Regions from separate parts of the Homo sapiens genome. Here region 1 is linked to region 2. A link is an interaction called in ENCODE POLR2A ChIA-PET data of the cell type or tissue named here. Cell type or tissue: K562. All regions are shown on one strand. Each heading gives the region's core, and the rest is flanking DNA. Links, peaks and the distances in the headings are about the cores only.

What was found. Peaks named below come from ENCODE experiments on the same cell type or tissue, not always from the same donor. Only the 100,000 strongest peaks of a DNase experiment are listed, where the experiment ranks them.
Region 1: POLR2A ChIA-PET joins it to region 2 with 8 read pairs; 1 of 35 experiments calls an interaction of 5 or more read pairs at or near these places.

Annotation. Positions count from the first base shown.
Region 1 is chr1:206,416,407-206,421,790 of GRCh38, forward strand. SRGAP2 (SLIT-ROBO Rho GTPase activating protein 2) reads left to right here. Exons shown (of 23, transcript NM_015326.5): 12 at 2,967-2,994; 13 at 4,844-4,868. Among named protein-coding and RNA genes, the nearest start is that of IKBKE, 51 kb to the right of the region's middle. In K562, for the core only: no CTCF peak of the experiment used is centred there; a DNase peak (open chromatin) is centred at 3,085.
Region 2 is chr1:207,517,785-207,523,168 of GRCh38, forward strand. All of the region lies in intron 4 of CR1 (complement C3b/C4b receptor 1 (Knops blood group)), which reads left to right. Among named protein-coding and RNA genes, the nearest start is that of CR1, 24 kb to the left of the region's middle. In K562, for the core only: a CTCF peak has its summit at 2,795 (motif pointing left); DNase peaks (open chromatin) are centred at 2,057 and 2,558; H3K4me3 peaks cover 1,214 bases.

The sequences.
Region 1 (5,384 bases), core at 169-5,168, 1.1 Mb before region 2:
GGAGGGATGGACAGACTGCTGCTTTCTATAGCTTCCAGAAAGAGCATCAGTTTCCTTCTGCTTTGAAAGCTCCTAATGCTGTTTAAGTGGCAGCCCTCTCTCGTGTGGCTATGCTGAGGCCTTGGTGCTGAATGGACTGTCTTGTCTCATAGAATGATTTTAACCAGACCCTGGAAAGTAGCAAGGCAGAGAACTGGACCGGCACTCTGGACTTTCTCTCCTCAACTGTCAAACAGAAGGTGGAGGTTGAAAGAGAAGCTTCCCCAGGGTTTTTTGGCACCCTGCCCAGATTTCCTGCCCAACTCTCAGCATCCTATGATTAATGGGATTCCCAGGTTGGGGATGCCTCTGAATGCCGCCCCCCCCTCCCTGCCCCACTAATCTAATCTCCTCACTTAAAGATAGGAGGGAGTGGAAGGGAGAAGCTGCAGGGAATATGTGCTAACATCAGTTACAGGCAAGCCTGTACTTACACAGAGATCTGACATTTTAAAATAAATTCTTGAGCACTCTTTAGACAAACTGCAAAGTTTAGGAAAGTGTGCAATACTCCTTGGCTCATTGGCCCCAGGAATTGGAGCCTCACTTCTTATTATACCAGAACCTCCTACCCACCTTTTTTGCCCTGTCCTTTTCCTGCCTTGGATGATTTCCCAGATGATTAATTTTTTTCTCTAATCTTTTATCTAATGACTTCTTTTTTTTTTTTTTTTTTGAGATGGAGTCTTGCTATGTCACCCAGGCTGGAGTGGAGTGGTGCCATCTCGGCTCACTGCCAACTCCACCTCCTAGATTAAAGGGATTCTCCCACCTCAGCCTCCCCAGTAACTGGGATTACAGGCACGTGCCACCACGCCTGGGTAAGTTTTGTATTTTCAGTTGAGATGGGGTTTTGCCATGTTGGCCAGGCTGGTCTCAATCTCCTGACCTCAGGTGATCCACCCACCTCAGCTTCCCAAAGTGCTGGGATTACAAGCGTGAGCCACCATGCCTGGCTGATCTTATGACTTTTTTTTTTTTTTTTTTTTTGAGATGGAGTCTTGCTCTGTCACCCAGGCTGGAGTGCAGTGGTGTGATCTTGGCTTATTGCAAACTCCACCTCCCAGGTTAAAGCAATTCTACCACCTCAGCCTCCTGAATAGCTGGGATTACAGGTGCCCACCACCATGCCTGGCTAATTTTTTTGTATTCTTAGTAGGGACGAGGTTTCACCATCTGGGCCAGGCTGGTCTCAAACTCCTGACCTCAGGTGATCTGCCGGCCTCGGCCTCCCAAAGTGCTGGGATTACAGGTGTGAGCCACCGGGCCCAGCACAATCTTATGGCTTTTAAGACATTTTCTTTTATGTGAAGAAAGCTGGTTAGATAATTTCTATTCTTCTTCCTCACCACCGAAAGGACTCAGACTAAACAAGTTTGGGCATTGAGGGCCAAACTTTGCTTATAGAAAATCTTTACTCTTGGGTTATCACATCACTCCATGGAGAATCAAGACAGTCTAAGCATAGTCCATAAGTAAGACAGAGAGCAGGGCCTTGGGGCCATACAAATGCATTCATATGCGCTCACATTTGTGTGTGTGAGTGAATGGGTTTACTCACACATTTATGCACCAAATGTGCTACTATGGAGGGATGAAGGCTGATCATTAGTGCTGCAAATTGTCTTAATCTAAAGATGACAAGTTCTAGCAATAAAGAAAAAAAAAAGCTATAAATCTTTCTGTGTGCAAGTCATCACGTCCCTGCCTTCTGAATGTTTTTGTCACCATGATGCAGGAGCCCCTTGTTCTTGCCGTAGAGGGATAATTGATGTGTATGAATATTCCAGAATGGAAATGGAACAGATGTAGAAAATAATGGCTCAGAATAATATTTTTGCACATAAGAGCTGAGCCTTTGGTAACGAGAGACAGTTAGGGGTAGGGGATGGCGTTGCTCAAGATGAGCTGAACTGTAAGCAACAATTACCAACCTTTAAAGGCAAGAAAATGCCCTGCCCTCCCTCCGCCAGCCCTTGGAGTTGCCTTTGCAAGAGCTTGGATAGGGAGGAGTGTGGGAGCTGATTTTTACTTCCCCCAGCTCAGCACCTGCTAGGGTTTGCCCCTGGTTTAAATAATGCAGATCTAAAACAGATTGAGCTTCATTAACTGTGGTCCTAAAGAAAGCAATATATATTACATCATTTCCCATGTAGACATGCATATATATTTTTTTAAAACATGAGAATACTTCTCATGAACTTGAAGATTTTCAGTTTCATTTTTTTAAAAGCTAGCAATGACCCATTAAACTCCTAAGGCCCACTGTTAGATTGAGAACCATGATTTGCTAGCAGTATCAACATTGTATCTCCCATCTCCCTTGCCACCTCAGTCAAACCTAACAGGAGAATTTACTATGAATCTAAAGCTAGAATATCCATATCTTCTCTGTTCTCTCCCGCAAACAACTCCTCTTGTTCTCTCAGCCTCCAACTCTCTCTGTGTGTGTGTGTGTGTGTGTGTGTGTGTGTGTGTGTGTGTGTGTGTGTATACTCAGGAGCAAGTAAACTTGGCCTTCCACCCCACCACACACACATCCAACATAAGAGAAGCTGAATTTCATCTCTGGGAGGGCTTCTAATAATTTATTCTATTAAGTATGATCTGTGCTGCTATTGTTCCACTACCTCCATCTCTATGTTCCCATTGGGAAGCAGAATTGGCCCTAAGGTTTAGGGGGACTGACCTGGACTGGGAATCAGCATCAGAAACAGTTTTTGCCCAGAAAGAGGGTCTTGGTGCTTTCTTTTCTTTCTCTCTGTCTCTGTCTCTCTCTGTCTCTCTCTCTCTCTCCTCTCTTTTGCCACACACTGTTATACTGTGGCTGTCTAGGGGAGATAGGCATGGTAGTTACTAGGAGTGGGTCTCCCTCCTTCACCTCTTCTCCTTTAACATAATGCTTTTTGCCTTTGTGTTTCCAACAGGTCAGCGGACAGATTGCAGTCTAGCCAGGTGAGTGTGGCCTGGGACAGGCCTGGGAAGTGATAGAGGCTTGGTGGGTAGAGCAATCTTACTCTGGGAGAGAGCCAAGGAGTTGAGTTGTAAAGGCATTGAATGACTTTACAAAGCAATGGCCTGGGGCGGGGTTTGTTTACTTCCCTTTGCCTTACTGACCCCATCTGATCTCAGATAGAAATGGGGTTTTCTGGGACTTTGAGAAGGAGCTAAGCAGAACTGAGTAAAAGGGGTTATCATTTGCTGAAATTGTCCCAGAGACCCCCTAACGCCACTGAATTGCAAGTAACATAAACATTCAACTGTAGAGGATTCTGGTAACCTAACCTTAGCTGCTAGACTTCAACATAGGGGCTCTGGGGAGTCTCTGACCCAGAGAAAGAAGATCAGGAGATGGCATTTGATTTTTTTTTTTTTTTAATGCCCAGAAAAGAAGGCAGCCCCTAATTAGTAGTGACTGTTGCTGGATAATGAAATATTACATTGCATTGGCTCGCCAAAGAGTATTGGTAGAAATATTTGCCTGATGTACAAGTATGCACCCCTCCCAATCTTTCCCCACCTTCCCCTTCCTCCTCCACCCCAGCCAAATATTTTCCCTCTCAGTCATGGTGCTGCTATGAGAAAATTTGTGAGCTGTCGGAGAGCAAGGTATTCATTCATCCAGCAGTTCTCAGATGCCTAGAAATGTGCTGATTTAACTAGAGAAGGGGCTTTAATGGGTTGGACTCCTTAGAGACCCTGGGTTAGCCCATTATATCAACCACTTATATCTGCCAAAACACATAATAATTATGAGGCCATTTACAATTATAGGTTCATTATTTAGAGATAGCTTCATTTGGCTTTCATTGTTTTGTCATTGTGAATTACAATAAAGATCCCATTAATATACCAGTCTTGATGACTGGAGGGAACCAGGATAATGGGATTCTCTGGAACACATCTTTTTGGTGTTAGAGTCTTACTGTAAGTTCACCTGAGCTCCTGAGTCTGTGGAAGGCTCTGTAGGACTGAAAAGAGCTGAGTTGAATTTCCCGGTGCTGAGTTATTTTGCTGTGAGACCTTAGGCCGCTCTTTTCCCCTCTCTGAACTCTGGTTTCCTCTTATAGAAGACCAGAGCACTCCACTAGATTCAAGGTGTCGTAGGATTCCAAAGGGGTTCCTCAGGAGTGGCCTGGTGGCAGGGGCAGAGCGATGACCAGCAACCAGGCTCTGGTCCCATCCTTCACTCAGAGCAGGACAGCCCTGGCCTCCTTGGTTTGGGTGTTATGCCTCTGAGTCAGATTCCCTTTGAGAAGAGGCTTCTGAGGCTAAACACAGATTGGAAAACATTGACCTAGAGGATTCTCAAGGTTGTTTCCAAACTAGATGTTCTACACTCTAAACCCAGAAAAATTGTTCCCTGTAAAGATAGCGATCTTTAAGGATTTCCTAGAGAAACAAAACAAAAAGCATCCTTTGGTGTTTCCCAGTGTCTCCTAGCAGGCAAAAAAATCTTCTTATTGTCTAGCCCAAAAATATTTTACTAAAAATTGAACCAGTCCTCTCCTATTCTAATTTTGAGTAGTGGTAGACATTAAAAGCAGGGACGTCTGTGCTTTTGTGAAAAAAAAGAGCTTTCGTAGGCTTTATTGTGGAAGTAATTTATCAAGTTTCTTAGCCATTTCTGGGACTGAACTGAGTAATGTCACATGTTTCATTGGCTACCACACAGATTTTTTTTAATTATTAAAAACTTTACTTCTGGGTTTAAGAGTGATTGTTTATCTCATTCGTCCCAATTTTCTCTTTTTCTCCCTTGTTGCTGGATTGGTCCAATCTGATTCGGCGGGATTGGTCACAGGCGCAGCTCAACTGTGAGGAAACAGGTAAGGGCCCAAGCGGGGCCAGGCTGGTCTGGCCTGAAAATATAGTCCATCCCACAGGCATTTATTGAGCGCCACTGTGTGCAGGACAGACACCTCTGACTTCATGCCTGCATTTGGAATGTATCATTTAGTCATAGTATGTTTAATATGGTGGCAATGTCATTGATTTAACTAGTTGGAGTGGCCATAGTCTTTTTGACTTGTCCCTCTCCTTTCTAGTCATTTATCCTCTTGCATACTAGGGGTTTGGTTTCATTGGTGCAGATTGTTCCAGAACTGCCCATGGCATCCTTTTCCAAGACCACAAAAGAGGCTTGACACTTCCTACATTTGTGCTAACATATCAGTAACTCACAGCACCTAATTAGCTAGACCAGACAATCTCGCTTTAAGTTGGCAGATTTTGTTTGATTGTTTCCGGTGGCGTAGTCATTCTAGATGGACTCCTAAGACATGCTAACAATGAGAAGATTAAGTCTGGTCTAGGAACGATAGGCAAGGGCCGTTCAACTCTGC
Region 2 (5,384 bases), core at 131-5,130:
TGTTTATTATAGTCTCATATTAGCCTTTGGATGCCTGTAAGTTCTGTAGTGATACCCTTACACTCATTAATTTCTGATATTGGTAATTTCTTTTGCTTCTTTTTCCTTGATTAGTTTTACCGGGGCTTTATCAATTTTACTAAGCTTTTCAGAAAAACAACTTTTAACTTTCTTGTTTTTTCTTTAGTTTATGACTATTTTCTCTTTTATTGATTTCTGCTTTAAGCTTTGTGTATTCCTCCAGTCCTAAATTCTTGATACTAATTAATTTGTTTCCAACCTTTATTTTTCTAATATGTACATTTAACCTATCAATTTTTCTCTAAAACTGTTTTATTTATTTCCAACAATCTTTATATTTTTATTATCATTGTACATAAAAGCTTTCTAATTTCACTTTTAATATCTCCTCTGACCCATAGGCTGTTTAGAAGGGCATTGCTTAATTTCTAAATATTTAGAGATCTTCTAGTTATCATTCTTTCATTAATTTAATCATTTGAGACATGGTTTATTGCCCAGAATATGGACGATTTTGGTAAAATGTTACATATGCACTTGAATGTACAGTTATTTTGCTTCATTTTCTAGAAATGTCATTTAGGAAAATGTGGTTTAGAACAGTCTTTTTTTCCCCCTCCACTTGTTCTCTCAGTTATGGAGAAGCATGTGTAAAATATCTGTATTAGTTTCCCAGGGCTGCTGTAACAAATTACCACAAACTTAGTGGCTTCAAAGAAGAGAAATTTACTCTCTTAACAGTTTGGAGGCCAGAAATCCAGTTAAGATGTCAATAGGATTGGTTCCATCTGCAAGCTGTTCTGTGCCTCTCTCCAGGCTTCCTTCCAGTGGCTGCTGGCAATCGTTGATGTTCCTTGGCTTGTAGATGCATCATTTCCTTCTCTGTCTCCATCTTCTCATCGCCTTCTCCTCTGTGTGTGTCCTTTGCTCTTCTGTCTCCTATAAAGACACTGGACATGGATTTAGAGGCCACCCTGGCAATCCAGAATGGTCACAGCTCGAGATCATTAACGTGATTGTATCTACAAAGACTCTCCAAACTGGGTCATATTCACAGGTTTCAGAGATCAGGACACAGATATTTTTTAAGGAGGACAGTGGTTATTCAACCCATTACAATCCCCAACTACAACTATGAATTTGTCTGTCTTTCCTCTTTGTTCTAGCAATTTTTACTTTATGTATTTTAAACATGTTATTAAATGCATGAAATTTTTGGTTTATTCTTTCTGCTGAATTGACTATTTTATCATAATGAAATGTCTCTCTTTACCTCTCATAATACTTCTTACCTTAAAATCTACTTTGCATATTAATACAGCTATATAAGCTTTCTTTATTGTTTTTATATTATATGTGTTTTAAATCTTTTACTTTCAGCCCTTCTTTGTCTTATATTTAAAGCTTGTCTCTTATAAACATCATATAGTAAGGTTTTGTTGTTTTATTCAGTCTTAGTTGTTCATTGGTGTGTTTGGAACATTAAAATTTAATAATAAAAATTAAAAATAAATAAATTTAATATAGTTACTGATATAAAGTCTAAGTCTTGGTATTTGTTTCATGTGTTTGTTCCTTTATTCCTCATTTCTCACATTTTTTAATTCATCAAGTATTTTTATTATTCTATTTCCCCAGTAGCTTTTAAGTTATATTCCATTTTTTATTCTTAAATGACTACTCTAGAGATAGACATCCTTGATTTACTATAGTCTGCTAAAATTGTACTTTTACCACTCTCCAAACAACGCAAGTACCGAAACTATTAATAGTTAATTCCATTTATGTCCTCCCCCTCTTTTTGTATTGTTGCCATACGTTTTGCAAAAAGAAAAGCTTCAGCTGAATTAAATTTAAAAGAGTTTAATTGAGCAATGAACGATTCGCAAATCAGGCAGCCTCCCGAGCCAAAGTAAGCGCAGAGACTCCAGCCCAGCTGCAATGGGGGAAGAGGATTTACCGACAGAAAAAGGAAACTGACGTACAGAAAACAGAAGTGAGGTACAGAAACAGCCGATTGGTTATAGCTCAGCGTTTGCCTTATTTGAAAACAGTTCAAACAGTTGGCCACATTTGATTGGCCAAAACTCGGTGATTGGCGTAAGAGTAGTCTGCGGTCTGTTTACATCTTCACTTGTTATAGTTTGCAGTTTACAGAGAAACCTTTAGGCTGAGCTTAAACTACGTAAGGCTTTAGGCTAAACTTGATTTAACGATTTACATATATTCTATATTTCAAAGACACTGTTGTCTTTATAAAAACAGTATTTATTTATATTTACACCTTAGTGAATTCTTAGAATTTTTATGTTGCCTCAGCATCCATTTAGAATATGTTTAGCTTTCTCATGCCAGAAGCAGGGCTTAGTCACCCTTAATGCCCTTTCTAGTTCTGTACCTCCTCCCAATTTTGCAACGTGGTCGAGCCAGATATCTGCCTTATACAACTGCCTCCTGGTGACCACCTCTCTATGGGACAGCTAGATAAAACCTACTTGACTAGCGTCCCTGACCTCTGTGCCCTGCATGGACTTCGCAGATATGCTGCCGTGACCACCTCTCAGTCGCAGCACGACTGCCTGGAACATGTGCCTGCTTTCTTTAAACTCACCAATTAGAACTCCCCATGGGAGATACCTTGGCTTGTAGATGCAAGATGCTGGGTCATACTCTGGTCCCCAATAAAGGCATTGGCTGATGGGTCCCCTTCTCTCTGTCTGTCTCCTCGCGCTGACCAACCTCTGTGTGATCTTCAGGCGTGCCATACCCCCAGCCCGTAATAAAATCTTTACTGCCATCTTGTGTTTCTTGTAATGACTGAAGAGGTTTTCTCTATCATAAAGATCCTAAATGAAAACATACCCGCATATGAGCTCTTTCTGGTGTGTTTCCTTCTTATTGCAATTCTGTCAATTCTATATGAAACTATTTTCCTTCAGCCTGAAAAAGTCTCTTTGGCATTTTTGTATTGTAGAGCTTCTGACAACAAATTCTTTAAACATTTTTCTAAGTGTGGTTCCTCTGAAGGTTATTGTCCATGTTTCCTGGCTGCTTTTAAAATGGATTACACTTTAAAACAGATTTTTTACAATATTATTGTGTTGTGTCTAGGTAAGAATTTCTTTGTATTGCTTGGGTTTGCACATTTTTTTTTTTTTGGTTGTTTTTTTTTTTTTTTTTTTTTTTTTGACAGAATTTCACTCTTATCACCTGGGCTGGAGTGCAGTGGTGGGATATCTCGGCTCACTGCAACCTCCGCCTCCGGGGTTCAAGTTATCCTCCCACTTCAGCCTTCCAAGTAGCTGCAATTACAGGCCTGTGCCTCCATGCCTGGCTAATTTTTACCCTTTTAGTAGAGATGGGTTTTCACCATGTTGACCAGGCTGGTCTCAAACTCCTGACAAGAGGTGATCTGCCCACCTCGGCCTCCCAAACTGCTGGGATTACAGGCATGAGCCACCGTGCCAGGCCTGTATAGCCTTTTGAACCTGTAATTTAATGATGTCTTGCATCAGTCTTGGAAAATTCTCAGTTATTAATTCTTCAAATGTTGTTTATGCTCAGTTCTCTCTCTCTTCTCATCGAGGGACTTCAGTTAAACATGCTAGGCTTTATTCTTCTATGTATTTAGTCTGTATTTTTTAATCTTTTTATATATTGGTGCTTGGTTTTGAGTATTTTCTTCTGTCCTAGCTTCCGGTTCATTGATTTTCTTTCAGAGTCTAACCTGCTATTAATCTCACACAAATTCTTAATTTCAGCAATCATATTTTACTTTTACAATTCTAGACTTTTTATTTTCCAAATCTGCCCTCTTCCTTTTTTTTTTTTTTTTTTTTTTTTTTGAGACAGGGTCTCACTTTGTTGCCCAGGTTGGAGCACAGTAGCATAATCATAGCTCACTGCAGCCTCAACCTTCACAGGCTCAAGCAATTCTCCCACCTCAGCCACCTGAGTAGCTGGGAATGCAGGTGTGCACCACCACACCTACACATCTGGATAATATATATATATATATATATGTATATATACTTTTTTTTTTTTGTCGAGACAGGGTTTCGCCATGTTGCCCAGGCTGGTCTCAAACTCCTGAGCTCAAACGATCCACTCTCCTCAGCCTCCCATAGCGTTAGAATTACAGGCGTGAGCCACCACATCCCACCCTGTTCTTTTTAATAGTTTCTAGTTCTTACAAGTTTCAATTATACCCTTGAACAGGTCTGTAGTTCTAATGGGTCAGTTTCTGTCATCAGTAATTGTGTGTGTTATTTTATCTCTCCAAATATCTGGTTATCTTTGATTGTGTATCAGGAATTCTATTTGAAAACTGTGTCTGTAGAAATAATTTCAAGGCCTTAGATAACCCATCTTCTTCCAGATGGAATTTTTGTCATTGTTTCTGCAGGCATCTGGGGACATTAGCAATCTAGGACCACTCTAATTCAGTCTCAGGAACTGTGATTTTCCAGGGCCACCCACAGTACCAGTACTTGAAGTACTAGTTCCAGTCTCTGAGACAGCAAATTTATTTTCAGTTAACCCTGATTACCAGGGCCTAGTTCTTGTGGCCTCAGAACACATCAGAAGGTATTACCAGGCCTTCCATTTGGGGCAGGCCCTGGACTTCCATTGTTGTCCCTTAACTTCATGAGAAAATCAAAAGTCTGTTCAGCCTCTCAGTTGCCCCGTCCTGATTCAGCTGCCCATTCCCAAACAATAAGCAGCCCAGTTGCCAAGCCCAAATACCCAGCTCTCAACTGGATTCTCATCTTCTCCTAGATCATGGCCCAGGAATGCTTCACTAGTTTGTTAGCTTTCTGATGCTTTAACAGATAAATATTTTTAATTCTCCAGTATTTCTAGCCTTTCTTGAGGGTGGATGGTTGGAGCAATATTTTATTTGAACTGTTGAGATTACTATTAGTAGAAGCAGAGCCTGAAAAATTTTTATTTTTAATTTTAATTCATTCATTTCTAAATTTATCCAATTAAATTCACTCAGTTTTAATTTCAAGTGTTTTGGGATTTGGGTTGAAGAAATTTTGTTCTAGTTTATAGCAACACAGTATACTATGTACTACTGCTATACTTTAAAATGTATTTAGGGGTTTTTGTGGACTAATATATGATCACTTTTACACAGATATCATCTTATGATATCAAACTTAGATTTGATGAAATGAGTTGGTAAGCTTCATATCTTTTATATGTTGTGAAACCTTGAAATTACATTTGGAAGTATATTTTTGAATGAATTTTGGTAATTTGTATTTCCATTTATATCATTTAGATTTTCAAAATATTTAACCCCCTGTAGTCTACAGTTTTATAAATATTCTCATATACATAAAAATATGTTTAAA